Linked DNA regions of Mus musculus: region 2 is linked to region 1. Evidence: chromatin loops called from intact Hi-C (ENCODE). Cell type or tissue: gastrocnemius. All regions are shown on one strand.

Region 1 (8,000 bases):
ACAGTGCTGTCTGTGTGTTTCATGCTTTTTACACTTTAACTAAATATGCATATTTTTCTAAAGTGGATCCAAAATATGTATGTGCATATTACATTTTTACATATTTGTTGTTATGCTTATTTGCAATTTTCATTTGAGGCTGATCTCTGTTGTTGTATGAAGGCCTAATTGACATGGCCCTATTTGAAGATTATCGACTTTGTCCTTATGGATAATTCTGTCATTTTTTGAGTTTCCTTAATATAAATAGCACTGTGGAGCAGATTCTCATGTCCAAGACCTTGTGCATGTGTCCTGAAGTTACTCTGTTATAACAGGCAATGGTCCAGGTTACAGTGTTGGACTAGAGTTGCCCATGCCAGCTCTATTGGCATTTTTTCCCCTTCATTAAAAACATGTATGTGTCTATGTATATCTGAAGAAGTCTGTGCCATGTGTGTTCAGATGTCCACAAAAGCCAAAGGAAGATATCAAATCTCCTGGAGCTGGTGTTAATGGAGATTTGTGAGCCACCTGATGTAGGTGCTGGCAAAGAAACAGGTCCTCTGCCGGAGAGATAAGCACTCTCAACCACTGAGCTGTCTCTTGAGTTCCCTGTATTTCTAAAATCTCTAAAAAGTTAGTGATTTGGCTATTAAACCCAAGAGCTATTAAAATTGTATAATAGGAACATATGATTAAGTGAATTGTATTGAAACAAAGGTAATACTCAAAGCTAATCTCTTACTAATTATTTTACTGAGTGCATGAGAATTATCTATGCCTGAGGCTATTAGCAGTTATGATAGCAGTCTAAGGAAATACTCTATACTGTGTGTGACTATGTTTCTTGTCCCACCTCTTCCCCAGGTGACATTGCATTGTCTACTTGCAATCACCTGTGTTAGAGTATTTTCACAATATAGTGTCATGAATCAGAGCTGAATTTATCACTTTGCTCACCAACTAGACATTAAAAAAATGAGATCCAAATCATAATGCACACAAATAGTGTATTGTGTGTGCAATCCTTAAATAGCACAAAAATTAAGGGATTTTCCTTCCAGCCCTCCAAATCTATTATCCCACAACACCTCCAAAGTCTCATTAGACGGCTACATTCAAATTCTTCAGGAAGCGATGGATGATTTAGTGAATGACAGAGAAATTTAAAGCTCTAATTCAAGAATACTTCACTCAAAAACATATTTATGGTGGAAAAATTATTTTGTTTTGAAAGAAAATACAGGAGATTATCTTTGTAGCTCATAAGGAAGCCCCACTCGGAACCATTTTTCAGAAACAGTCTCATTTGTCAGATGTAAAGTGTGTAGATGGATGGCTGTGTCCAGCTATTACCTTCGTCTGACCCATCTCTTGTTCATGCTGTCGCTGGGAAGGGGTTCCCCAGACGATGACTGAACAAAGAACTAGTCAATGTTCAAGCTATTTCGACCTAATGTAAGATGCCCTGGAAGACATTTTTGATTCTGGAATCCATGCAAGGGGCAGAAATCTTATCAGTTCTGCATTCAGATCTAATAACCTCCCCCACTCATTCTTCCTCATTTTATACATATCATACCCGCATATGACCCAACTTTATCTCAGAGTCTGTTCTCTGGGAAAGCCACTTAGCACAGTCTTTAGAACAAGGAGTTAGGGGAGGTTTTACCCTTTCATAGTTTAAAGTTTTATTCTGAGACTCTTTTGGCTTTGTGTTGGAATTACTGATTTTTATCACAGTTAAGACTCGTATACAATTCTACTGTTTGAAATCTCGAAGAATGATTTTGGGCTCTTGGGCATGTGCCAACATGCCTGACCAAAAGTACATTTACTTAGGATGCTATTGTTGTCATGGCTGCGAGCTTGAGCATCAAGCCTTCTCCTAAGCAAATGTTTGCCTGATTACTGTTGGTCAGCACTGCCTTCAAACAGCAGGCGGTTAATGATTGTTTCAAATTGTCCCTCTTCTTCATCTTACAAAGAAGAATCAGGGCTGGAGACACTTATCAGGAATGCTGTGGCCAATTGACTGTGTTCCATCTTAAATTGGTGTGGTGGGACGAGTGTGTGTGTGTGTGTGTGTGTTCCAGCTTTACTCAGTAGTATTACCATTGCATCTAAATAATTGCTGTTTAGCTGTACTTAGGAAATATATTTATATTATTTTTGTAACAAAGAGTCTTGCCCACATTGCTTCAAAATAGCACAAAGGAGTGCCTGCTGCATGGGAGGGGGAATGTCTTCCAGCACTTGGCTAGTATCTAATACTCTCCAGTGGACACCAACTATATCCCTGTTGGCTGGAGGCAGCACATACATGCTGCAGCTATAAATAGAAAGGTTGTGCAAATATGCATGGGTGTCGCCCTTCTACCACACACGTTCCTATTCTGTGATCTTTTCTTGATCTCAGATAATTGGCCTTTTCCACCCTGTAGTGCCAAGAAGATGAGAGCCATATGTTCACCAATTGGACTAGGAATGCACACCCTAGCATTTCTTGGAAATAAAATAAGGCACAATTTCTTTAAAAAGCCATTTAGAGATTGATATTGAATGAAGAACAAGTAGGAACGAAAAGGAAATAGTTATATTGTAAAACTTTAAAGTTAGCTGATTCCAAACCTCTTATGACACAGAGCAAGCAGCATTTATCTGATGAGGCATGGTGCTAGACTAGACTCCGTGGCAGGAATGATTTAGATTCTGGCATTGCAAAGGTCTTAGTTCTCTGTGTAAAATTTAACACCCCCAAATCGCCTAGATGTGAATGAGAAAGACACTGTGCCCATCCCGGTCAGCCTTCAAGCAAAGCTAATCAGAAGATGTGCTCAGGCAAGGAGAGAGCCCAGCTCCTTGTCTACCCGGTCAGGGCCACACTCTCGGAATTTAGTTTCCCCCAAAGAATAAAGATTTCTCTTTGTTTTCCTTGTGCCTATCAAACATCTGGTCGCAGTGCTTCTCCCAATTCAGTTTATTCTGTAGGGTCTGAGAACCAGAAAAAGAAAAGGAGAAACTTTTCTCATGATTACCCAGAGCAAATGAAGTAAAATGTATAACTGGAATTAAAAAGGAAAAATCTACCAAACTAAAGAGATGGGAAACGCAGTTTATGTTCAGGTTGGTTTAGAGTTTAAAACAGAGATGCCTGGGAGCAGGCCATTATAATAATATATAATGGTAACATTCCACCAACAGCTTAGTTTCACTGTGTTTAGATGAATCACTTATGTCAAGATATTGGGGGAAAAGAAAAAAATCCATGTAAAGACATACATTCCCAGTAGCTTTCTGCCGTGCTTGTGGCAACAAAAACAATATTGTCACACCCTCAGGCCTTGAAACATCTGACCCAGCGAAGGACTGGCTATACTTCAAATGTTGCTTCCCACAGCCTCTAGTTCCAAGTCTGTGGATGTGCTACAGAGGATTATTTTGTCATCCTTCATGTAGCAAAACTAGTATATTTAATCAACCTTTAAGACATTTTCCTTTATTCTTTGTTACCTGAAAATAGAATACATTTTATCTTAATAGCCCATTGTTAATTAGCTAGTATTTCTTTCATTAAAAAAATAAAAATAAAATAATGGCCCATTTTAAAGTAAAAGAAATAAAATAACACAACAATGATATCCATATCAATTTCATTTTTAAGACCTTCTTTGCACTAGCCACAGTATTAATTACTTTATAATTAGTATATTTTTTGCAAGGTTGGGAGCCAGTATCTCCCTCGATAGCATAGGCTTGCCCTGAATTCATGGTCCTTTTAAGAGCCACACACAGGCTCTCAAGTACTGGAATTGTAAATACCACCTGCCACCAACCCTAGTTTTGGAACTATCATCACATCTAAAGAGATAAGAAAGTAATAATATACAGGTATTGGCCTTGTTTTGTATACTAAAGAACAGGTATCAAGTGAGTTAATATATATGGGATATATGTTAGCTATAGACAGGTCTATATCTAGATATAGATATATCCAAGTTAGATATAGATAGACCTGCCAGATCTGTCTGAATACAGACTGCACCCTTCCACCAAGTTATCATGCTTCCTGCTGCATCTTGTCCACAGTTAAGGACAGCACAACAACAATGGTAAAATCATTACAGCAGCAAGCATTTATATGCCATTCATGTGAATGAAACTGCATATGTGTGCATATGCTTGCATACTCATTTGATAGAACCAATTAATGAATAGGAACACCACTGCCACTATTTCACAGAAGAGGAAGGGGAGTCCCAGAAGCATTCTTCAAGTGGCAGAGCCAGCACTGAGTCAGGCAGACTGTTTAGGTTTGCCCACAAGGATATCAGCAAGAAGTACCAAGAGCCTCTCTTCCCAACATGAGCACCCAACTCAGTCTCCACAAACATTCATTAATCTATTTCAGGAAACAAGTTAATTCAAATTCCAGTTGATTATCTCCCTACGACTTCTCCTGAGTCCCACAGGCTTCTCCCAGAACATAGTTTTGTAAGCTTCAAAGTAAAGGTATATATAATTATTTCTTTGGGGGCATTTTATTGGGAGGTCAGGACTGAGCCACATAAAACAAATTAAATTGTAGGGCACAGAGGGAAGAAGTATACCAACACGTTTAGCACTTAGCATGAGCCAGGCAGTTTGTTTATGTGTGTATATTCTCTCAGCACCTACAGCTTTCTATCGTTTTCATTGTACAGAGGATGGTGAGAGTAGGTGGGACTTAGAGAGACACAAATAAGATGACATCATTGGTAGAGCATGTCTGTGTGATTACCTAAGCTGACACACCAGAAAAATGTTCAAAATGAATTCTCGGCACAGGAAGAAAGAGAAACCTTTGCTGTGTTCTCTAAGGACAGAGAGGGCGCACTAGGAAGCTGTCGAAACTACGTGAGGAAAAGCCTGACAGCATTGCCACATTGAGGAGGACATGGACGCTAACGGAGCCAAGGTGTTTCACAAGAGTGAGAAATGGGTCTGGCTTCCATCTCTGTTTATCCCCCTGGGTGCTAGGAGACATTGTGGAGAGTTTTCAGTCGGAAGTCATTGTGTGACTTGGTGAGACCTGACTCTGAAGGACAATATCATAATCAGTAAAAGGAAATTATTGTTTACTGAGCACCAAAGAGCACATCTATTAAAACTAACGATGAGATTAATGGAAAGTCTACAGTTAAAATTCAGAATTTGGCAAATGATATAGAAAGTTTGGCCAATTTTTTTTTCCCACAAATCTGCTGCACTTAAAAAAAAATAGTTAAAGATCTTCAAAAATAATGTCCAGGCAATTGAAAAAGCCAGCATGTGATTTACAATATGCCATTGAATTTGAAGCGCTTTGCGAGAGCGTTTACTTGTAGCTCATGAAGACAATGATTTAAAGCATGGTCTGGAGCCACCAGCGTGGGCAGGAGTGGAAAAGGTTACTGCAAAACAGCCTGTCTTCCCTTGCGTAGAAAAAAACCAGAAGCAGGGAGTATATCTGTAGTCAGTGTGTCTAAATGGCTATATCACCCTAAAAAATGTGGGTCAACACTGGGCTTTAAGAGTCAAGAGGAATTCCTCCTCCTTCCCCCTCCCTCTGTCCCCTCAGGACCTGTGAGCCCCTCCTTGGTGATCAGGGTGGGAGATAAAACAGCGAGGAGCTGGAACTGAGATTTGGAACGGAGTACTCTGAAATCGCTACACCAGCTGGAGCAGAGAGTCCAAAAAAACAAAACATAAATTTCTTGGAAAATGACCCTGTCTTTTGGCAATTATTACCATGAATGAAAATAACTCAAAATCCGAAGTGTAGCGTGTCTTCCCTCGCGTTCCTTGGAGCTGCGTTCTACTCTCGTGTTTTCTGTCATGATTGTAGCTGACAGACTTTGAAGGACACATACTATAAGACAATATCAAATTTTATTTAGTCCGATGATTTTTTTAAAGATTTATTTGTTTTATTTATATGAGGACACTGTAGCTGTCTTCAGACACACCAGAAGAGGGTGTCAGATCCCATTACCAATGGCTGCTGGAAATCGAACTCATGACCTCTGGAAGAGCAGTCAGTGCTCTTAACTGCTGAGCCATCTCTCCAGCCCCTAATTTGAAGATTTTTTCTTTTGTGTTGTACTTACCTGGCAGGGGAGTTTTCATGGCCACAAAGATAAGGGTTTCCCAGAATTCGATGGAACTCTTGCCTGCAGAATGTGCCGACCTCTGACCTGTGTCCAAATATAGGAAACTCCATGGAACAGTTTTGGATCATGTATTCACACTTGTTTCTGTTATTAAAAAATGTTATAAATTTATTTCTGTGGGATAATTCCAAAGTGATAAATATATTTAAATTTTACTAATATATACACTTTGAACATTTCTATATTTCTACATAAAATATAATAATTTAGTATTATGAGTGATAAACCCCTGTGATTAGGACCTCATAGTGGAACTGAAGGAAACAGTAGAAGGACTTACTGCTTTTTGCCAACTATTTGAGGGGGGGAGTCATATGTAGTATAAGGAGCGTGAATAATAAATTCTAGCTTATTCATGGTAAACATACCATGAACAACGAGGGTCTTTCTCTGAACAGATAAGGTTCATCTTTGTAGCATCATAGATGCTTTGAGTTTGGGAAGCCAGACAGACTAAAAAGAAAATTGTTTTACCTGTTTTGTACCAAAGAACGTTGCCCCCCCCCTCTGCCCCTGTTGTTCTTTCTTACACTCTCTCAGTGTTTGCAAATTTAGCAGTGAATATGAGCATGACATTATATTTCACTAACTCCCTCTTGAAGTTGGAATTCTAGTCTCAGCTTTGCTGTTTAACAATATGGTCTTGAGCATCCTTGACCCCTGGGATTCAGTTTTTGCTATGCTTTTTATTTTTCTCCACCCATGTATTTCAACATATTTACTATATGTCTTCTCTTATGCCTAACCCTGTATTAGACACGGGGGTGGGGTGTAGAAAAATGAACACTTTACGTAAAAACTCAAGCCTTGGCAAGCTCAAAAACCTCTGAGAGGATATAGACAAATCATTGTAATGATAATTAGATGGTTATGGTTTTTTGCATTTGTTTGTTTGTTTGTTTGTTTGTTTTTGAGACAGGGTTTCTCTGGTAGTCCTGAAACACATTCTTCTGTAGAACATGCTGGCCTCAAACTAAGAGATGTGCCTGCCTCTGCCTCCAGAGTACTGGAATTAAAAACATGCATCACCACCATGTGGCTGATGTTATAGGTTTTTGTTTGTTTGGTTTTTTTGAGTGGCAGGAAGGAATATAGTAGTACATAGGCTGACATGTAACAATAGATTCTAAAGTTTTCTGTATGAATTCTAAATTCCAAAGTGTGTCTGCCACATAGTGGGCCTAATAAACTGTGTCTGAGTTGCAAACTGTGTCATTTGAATAAGAGTAAAACTATTAAGGAACCAGAGTTTCCTAGGTTTTGTTTTATGCCACCTACTTGTCAGGAAACAGAAAACAATCTTCTTGTTGGTGGGTCGAAAGAAAAGGGAAGAATTTGCCTTATCTTGGGAATAGAAAAAATATTTCAGGAACTGAAATTTAATATGTCTCTTTGACATGCATAAACCTTAAAGAGTTCATATAAGCAATTTGGAGAATTTTGTTTGTTTGTTTGTTTGTTTGTTTGTTGTTTTCCACACTGCTTTGGTGTCTTATTCAAAAGTTCATTCTGCCAGGCGTGGTGGTGCACGCCTTTAATCCCAGCACTCTGGAGGCAGAGGCAGAGGCAGGCGTATTTCTGAGTTCGAGGCCAGCCTGGTCTACAGAGTGAGTTCCAGGACAGCCAGGGCTAAACAGAGAAACCCTGTCTCGAAAAAACAAACAAACAAACAAACAAAGTTAATCCTTTGATGAGTACCTTTATCTTATGTTCAGAAAGAGGCTTAGAACGCAGGCGAATGGCTTAGAACGCAGGCGAATGGCTGCTTAACATTGAGCAAGGGATTTAGATTGAAGGAATTCAATTCCGTTTTACACAACTCATCAC
Region 2 (8,000 bases), 160 kb after region 1:
ATGCAAACTGCAGATACAGAGTGAGTAACATTGTTAGAATCATTACCTTTGAAATTGAAAATATGCTCATATTGAAAATAATTGTATGTAAAGGAATTATATGGAGATATGAGGCGACAGCATCAGGACGTAAGTACTAGAGAGTGACTCAGTTAGTGTTTCCTCTGAGAGCTGCTGAGGAACCCGGCTGACTGATTCTCCCTTGGCCATTCAGGGCTGGCCACTCACATGGGCTCCTTCTTGATCTTCCCTTTCTCACTTCTCATTTTCCACACATAATTTTAAAATTCTAAAGACATTTCTGACAGGAATTATTCTCATGACAAAGATTATTATAAGAGCTGTCTTGTAGTTTTAGGAAGTAATTCATACATACAGTATTTTTGTGCCTGCCACTGTCCTAGCCAAATTCAGCAGTAAGACAACCAAGGCCAGTTTGTGTCTTCATATAAACTGGCGTGCAATCCTTAAACAGCTGAACAAAAAAGGATCTGTTGTGTCATGTGGACCATGGAATGTGTACCAAGTTATAAGAGATAAAATGAGTATGTCCAAGCTGGCGGTGAGTGGTAGGTTTGTGTTTTGTACAAAGTGAGTGTGTGGATAGACTACATCTCTAATGAGGTAGAACTTAAACAAATGGGGACCAAGCTGGGAATGAGCTCTTTGGGTGAAATATAATGACTGTTTAGGAAAACACATGAGGAAATCTGAATCCAGGCTTTAGAAAAATACTGCTGTCTTTCTTGGTTTTTAATATATAGCCCCCTCTTAATGGTGGGGTAACCTTTATTTGACTTTGCTTCTTCACATGTGAAGTGAGAGGAACAGCCATCTCGATGTGCTTGGTTGGCTGTTGAGAGTAAGGAGACACACCAATAGGAAATGATTCGGATTATGTCTGCATGGTATATCTGGTCAGTGATTATCAATGTAACATTGTTAGTATTCTGGACTTATTATTTTGAAAAGCAGATTTTAATAAAGCTTGTTATTAAACAGAATTATTTCCAGTGTTCACGGTGGGCCTCGTATCAATTGTTTATGGCAATCCATGAAAGCTCCTGGTTCCATCTTATGTTTTAGTTCTCTTTTGCTTTCATTTCTGGGTCATTTGGGCTGATAAAATAAGCATAATTCTAATTTGCTTTTGTAATGTCTTCACCCTTCTTATGCATGGGAAGGGGCTTTACTACCTTGAACAGTTTTCTTGCATATGCAGTCTGAATAAATGCAAGTGCTATAAACTACGTGCAGAGTGATGCAGAAGGTCAGGGTCTTATAACATAAAGTAGAGGAACATTAGTTTGTGTGTTTTTTAAATGTTTAATGAAATCACTAAAACGCACAAAGGAAGAATAATTGCCTTGGTTCTAAACTTTTTTACATTTTGTATTTTCATATACTATAGATACTTTGTCGTGCTCAACATTAATTTATGAAGCTGTGTTTCACAGCCCCTGGTTACTTTGTACAGCTGTAGTTGGCATTTGAGTTGCTATTAAGAATGAATACACACTAAAGTGCCTTAACATTGATAATTTTATTGCTACTTTGTGAGATTGTTTTCCTTTGGCCATTACTCTTTCATCATACTTTTCACATAAAATAGATGCCAGCCTAGGAACTTGCAGGGGGATTTTCACTGGTGTCTGGTAGTAGTAAATCAGATAACTTGAAGATGATTTTCTTCATAGAATGTTTGCAATTAAGATAATTTGTAATTTTCATGAAGGTATAAACTTTATAATTAGTTTTAAGTTATGCAAACCAGTTATCAATTTCTTTATGTTTCAGAACTTATAATGAGTCCTTTCCCATTTGCAGAACTGTAGTATAGTGTTAGTACTACTATATTTTTACGTGCTTAAGTGTAATGAGTTAGGACATCACCAGTTTTGCTTGTGTTCTTTGATGTATATATTGTTCAGTACCCAGAATTGCTTCTGGAAGTCTCAACAAGCTTGTTGATTTTATGCATGCTGTAGGCAGTCCTAATGTTTTAAGTCAGAGTGAATCCTAGCAGACTAGCACAACCTCATTTTATGGTTTCATATATTCAAAGCAGAGAAATAAATCATGATTCTATACAGTTGTATCAGTTGACTTATTGCTGTATTGTGATTGTAGATCTGGAGGACTGCTGTTTAAAGCCATGTCATGGGTTCTCAAATCAGTCAGGCGTGAAGCCTTGTCATATGCCTCTGTAATTGTACCTCACCAGACTTCCTCTAACTAGTCAGCTGGGGCTGTGCATTTTGTCTCAAACACCCAGCTGGCCAGCATCTGACAAGAGCTCTTTCTCATCATCCTGTCAGTAATATGTTAACTAGGGTGTACGTTTATGGTTTGTAGAAGCAGGTAAAAGCAGTGGATCTCTTGAAAGCAGATGTCTAAATGTTAGCACTATTGTGACCAACATATAGTTGGTAAGTATCGTCCTCTTAATGATGTACCCATACCATTTACAGACATTTGATTATAGATGCGTACTATTTCTGGAATATTTAGAGTGAGTGGTATGCTGTGAGTGCTGGAATTGTGTTAATAAAGTATACGTTCTCCTTTGTTATTGCTGTCCCCAGGCATGCAAGCATATGCTTTTCTCTCACCTTCTCATTAATTCTATCAAGGGCATATGTAGAAAGACATCTTGTGATCAGAAAATCAGCTATTAGATAGTAGTTTTTAAGGTTTTGACTAAGAGAGTCCAGAGCATTTTAACATCATTCTCTACATTGGATATATTAATTTTTCTTCTCTTAGTGGGGACATCTTCATTTAACTGAAACTTCAACCACACTGTGCTTTTCTGGAGATTAAGACTGAGCAGTTGTTGAGAGAACAGAACGCACCCAGGTTTGCTTCCTGATGGAAATTATTGAAGTGCTTTTGCCCTGGGTTTAAGATGGTAGCAGAGAAGCACGGTGTAAACTTTGGATCTGGAATTTTCTTAGAGGTCTTCTAGGAACAATTTTAAATTTTGCATTATCCTACAATCCCCATATTCTGAATAAGTTCCTGAAACTGTGGATAATGACTGCTTACCAGTGTATTATGTACATATATACGCTGCCCCTCTGAACAGACATTTCCATCAGAGCTTTCTGAGTGTGACTAAGTGGGAGATGGCTGGGATGAGGTGCTTGTGAAACACTTTGCAGGAAGGCATGTGTGCAGGGTGCTGCTGGTGCTGGTGTGGTGCTGGGGGAGGAGGGGGAGAGCAGGGAAAGGAGGGGGAGAAAGAGGAATAAGAGGAGGAAGAGGCCTTTTAAAAACTCTCAGCACTATTTCCCCTGTCTCACAGTTTCCCTCTTTTTCCAGGGAAGTGTGCACCCTTTTCTGGCTGAGCTTAGCAGCCTTTGTCTTTTAAAAATACACAGTTGGCCTTCACTTCATACATCAGGAGGTTTTATATGACAGCCATGGCATCCTGTTAGTGGTGCATTCAGTTACCATGCAGATTCTACCAGCTTGGCTCCTACAATGCTGCTCACCACAGCATTGATCTTGGAGGATTTCTGGTACCTCAATTAGGTTTTATATAGAAGGATGATGACTTGATTTTGTGCTATTGATTATAAACATGAAGTTTAAGAAAAGATCTATCTGTCTGTCTGTCTATCTACTATCTATCTACTATCTACCTACCTATCATCTGTCTCTGTCTGTCTGTCTGTCTGTCTGTCTGTCGTCTTCTCCGTTCTTTGCCCAAACTGCTGCTGAAGATAACTTGATTTCTGTATTTGTATGGTTTCTTCTTTTTTTAATTCTTATGTTGGAGTTTGGCAGCATTTTTCTTTTGATGTGTGCCCTCTGGTTATAAACTGTCAAGCACCTGACTGTAGATACCGAACTCAACATTTTCACAGAGACCTTGTCTGTTTTGATAATCATACCTTACTACTTAGGGCTGACTTGGTCAATGACCTCATCCACTCCTGCATCTTCCCCAGCAGAGACGCCTAGATCCTGCTTCTGCAGCTCCTTTTCTCTGACCCCTGGCTCCATTCCAGCTGCCCACTGTCTTAGTTAAGGGAACGATCACTTCTCATGGACATTTCTTTCAGTAACATATATTGATCACCAACATCTCAATTTGCATAAGATATTATCAGTATCATCTCTGTAACAGTGCATAGTGTGTTAGTCATCGTTATGAGCAAATAATTTAAAATGATTTAATTATCACTCATTATGTTATAAGTGTTGTTGATGTCTAAAGTAGATAGTTGAAAAAGAGATCTTTTAAAACTCAGGCAAACTTTCCATCCTCATAAAACTAGTGTGTAGTTAAACTAATCTGTCTGACTCTCAAAGAATGTGTTCTCAACCTTCATGCAGTTTTGCCCTTTAATCATGACTGTTATAAAACCAAATATATCTTTATGCTTTTTCCTAGTATTTCATCATTCCCACTAATGAACTTTAGAGTTTCATAATTTCATTTTTTTAAAACATCTGAGCAACATTCCATAGTATAAATGTGCATTTTCTTTCCATTTATCTCTTGATGAACATTTAGGCTGTTTACAGTTTTCTGCCTACTATGAATAGAGTACACGTGCACACACACATACACACACACATACACACACACACACATATATGGTTAAGCTATTGTCTCTGTAGTAGGACAGAGTGTCCTTTGGGTATATTCCCAAGAGTAGAATACCTGGATCTTGGGCCAAATGTATCCCAGCTTCCTGAGGGACTCTGTGCTGGACCTCTCGTCAGATGTGGTCGCTCTCAGGAGACTGTCTCTTCAGGCAGTAGTCATGCACAGCAGGCTTTAACAAAAGGACATTTGAGTGAATACATGAAATCATGCCTTTCATTCTTGCCCAGGTGTGTTTTCAAGGTTCCCCCTGATAAAACATTCTAGTTTCCAGCTCCTCCCATCCTTCTTACTCCTGAACACGTCCTATACTCACTGCTAGGCTGATGTTGAAGTATCAGTGAAATCCTTGAGCTTTTTTATTAAGTTGCAATTTCTTAACTTCAAAATTGTGTTTTTATGCATGAGAGGCCAATTTACATGTAGACTTTGTGTTGTTGTTGTTGTTTTTAACAATTTATTTATTTATTTATATGTATGTGAATATACTGCTGCTATCTTAAGACACACCAGAAGAGGGCATCGGATCCTATTACAGATGGAAGAGCAGTCACTGCTCTTAACCCTTGAGCCTTCTCTCCAGACCCCTAGACTTTATTTTTTTAAATGATGGGTTTTGTGTATGTGTTTTCTGTTACAGGATGTTAATTTTTAAAGAAGCTGATCTAAATGTTAATGACTCCAGGAAAAAGTGTCAATCCATCTTGAACTCTTTTTAGTTCTGCTTATTTATAGTGCAATGTTGATTCTTGTTCAGTGTGTGAGCTGACCTGGCTTAGGATTCTTTTGGCCTTTGTATAGTATGAGGTAAATGTAAGACTCTCTCTCAGTAAGACTAGTTTTGTATTCACTGTTCATTTTCATGTGCTCCATAAATGAAATTGCTGTGTTTGTTCCTGTAACTGGCCCTGAGACTGTGTTTGATGCATGTGGCATCTTGTCCATGCATCTTCATTTTCATCCTGCTCCAGAACCTCAGAAGGCTGAGTTTTTCTTGGTAGAGTGACACCGTCTTTTGTTCCTTAAGCATCTCCAAGTTAGTCATGGGGGTTGTTGTTGTCTTGTTATTAAAATTATTCATTTATTTGCATTGAGATAGTATCAAGAATTACTACAGAAACACCCTTGGCTCTACTTCTAGTCCTCTTTGCTCTTGTTTCCTTTTGTCTGTTGAAACCAGTCACTGCGGCCAGTGGCCAGTACTTCTTTAGCAAATAGATTTCATGGCTGGGGGTAATCTTATCTGCCAATTCAGAAACAGTTCCCTAGTCTACTAGTAAGCTTCAGCTGTCGATTTTTTTTCCCTGATGGAGTCTCAGTTGGAGATTGCCTCTATCAGACTGGTTTGTTGGCATGTTAATGTAGGAGTGCTCCGTCTCATGAGGACAGTGCCATCCCTATGTAGGAGGTCCTGGGCTGTAAAGAAAGCTAGCTGAGCAAGCCAGTAAATGGTGTTCTTCCATGGGCTCTGAACCACTTTATGACCTGACTTCTCTCAGTGAACTGTGACTTCCAAGTATAAGCTCAAATAAATCTTTTACTCTGGGAGTTAATTTGAAATAGTTAACACCCCAAAACAAAGGAAGAGCTTTATGTTAAAAGAAATACTTGGCATTTGGCAAATTTTTCTAGAAATAGGTTATTAATTAGAGTATTGATTTCTTTGTAAATTGATCAAAACATTTTAAATTAATCTATTTACATTTTGTGTGCCTGTATGTGCATGTCTGTGTGCCACAGTGTGTGTGTGTGTGTGTGTGTGTGTGTGTGTGTGTGTGTGTGTGTGTGTAAGTTAGAGGGAACGTGGGGGAATCAGTTCATGCCTTCTTTGATGTGGATTCTGAGGATCAACTCAGGTTTTCAGTCTTGGAGGCTAGCCTCTACTGATTCATCTTGATGACTTTGTTAAAATTCTTATGTCAGTTACTATGTATGAAGATGTTAAAAGTTACAAATTGTGATTCTGTAGTGGTATCAATGAAACAAAGCCTATCATTTTAGTAGAAACTCTTAACAGAACTGGGGAGACGGCTCAGGATCTATGAGTTGCTTTTGCACAAGCATGAGGATCTGGTTTGAGATTCCTAGTACCTATATAAAAGCTGGGCTGTGATGGCCACACCTATTACCCTACCATAGAAGGGGAGGAGACAGGCTGATCCAAGTGACTCACAAGCCTGCCATTCTAACTTAAATGGTGAGCTAAAAGTAGAAGGGGACCCCCCCCCACTTTTAAGGATGGAGAACAATAGAAAACTATATGTGATGTTTGCTTTAGGCTGTACAAACTCATGCACTGCACACACTTGTGCACACACATACATACCTCATGCACACCCTCTCATTATGAGAAATAGAGGAGGGGGCATGGCACACTAAATTCACTTCAGTGGCAGTCAGTTTTTCTTTTAAGCTATACCTGATATATAGAAATATAGTTTGCATATTAATTAACAATATAATGGGATTATTTGATCTATATTTTAAATATAAAAATATGAGATTAAAACAAAAACTATGATATGAATGTTGGATAAGATAGAATGACAGAGGAAAAGAGTACAAGAGAGGGTACCAGAGTCAGAGACCTTCTTATTCATATACTTAGGAGTTCAAAAACCCACTCAACTGGAAGATATAAAGTAGGCCCAGAGGACCTTTTGCCGACCCGTGCAGACCCTGGGCATATTTCTTCTGTCTTTGTAAGTTCATTTGAGTTTCGCTCACGTTGATTTAGAAGACCTTATTTATTTGGTCTCCTCCATTTCCTCTGGCTCTTACATTGTTTCTACACCCTCTTCTGCTATGATTTAGTACATTTATAAACAGAAAAAATTTAGGGCACATAACCCTTTTTCCCAGAAAAAAAAATCCAAACTAAAAAAAAAAAAAAAAAAAATCTTTTTCTAAGTGGGTCAGTGCAGAAAGCTTCCCCAGTCAGCAGTCATGTCTAGTTCCTGTGCGCTGGTGTTAGGTGGAATTAAAGCAAGTCTGGCGTTTGCAGTCACTGCCACAAAGAAAAACACACATTGGGTTCTTGTGGAATGCAAAGATGGTTCTTGCTACTTTAGTTCATAAAAAGGTGAATTCTTGAAAGGATTTTATAGCATGTTTAGGCTACATTATGTGATTACTATATGTCTTAGTCAGGGTTTCTATTCCTGCACAAACATCATGACCAAGAAGCAAGTTGGGGAGGAAAGGGTTTATTTGGCTTACATTTCCATACTGCTGTTCATCACCAAAGGAAGTCAGTACTGGAACTCAAGCAGGTCAGGGAGCAGGAGCTGATGCAGAGGCCATGGAGGGATGTTCTTTACTGGCTTGCCTCCCCTGGCTTGCTCAGCCTGCTCTCTTATAAAACCAAGACTACCAGCCCAGA

Evidence for each region. Peaks named below come from ENCODE experiments on the same cell type or tissue, not always from the same donor. Only the 100,000 strongest peaks of a DNase experiment are listed, where the experiment ranks them.
Region 2: it touches region 1 in a loop (2.6-fold over the local background); 2 of 42 quality-filtered maps call a loop at or near these places.

What each region holds. Positions count from the first base shown.
Region 1 is chr1:138,907,558-138,915,557 of GRCm38, forward strand. No RefSeq gene overlaps it. Among named protein-coding and RNA genes, the nearest start is that of 1700019P21Rik, 35 kb to the left of the region's middle. In gastrocnemius, a CTCF peak has its summit at 4,830; no DNase peak of the experiment used is centred here; H3K4me3 peaks cover 1,478 bases; H3K27ac peaks cover 1,572 bases.
Region 2 is chr1:139,065,189-139,073,188 of GRCm38, forward strand. All of the region lies in intron 9 of Dennd1b (DENN/MADD domain containing 1B), which reads left to right. Among named protein-coding and RNA genes, the nearest start is that of 4930596I21Rik, 92 kb to the left of the region's middle. In gastrocnemius, no CTCF peak of the experiment used is centred here; a DNase peak (open chromatin) is centred at 4,008.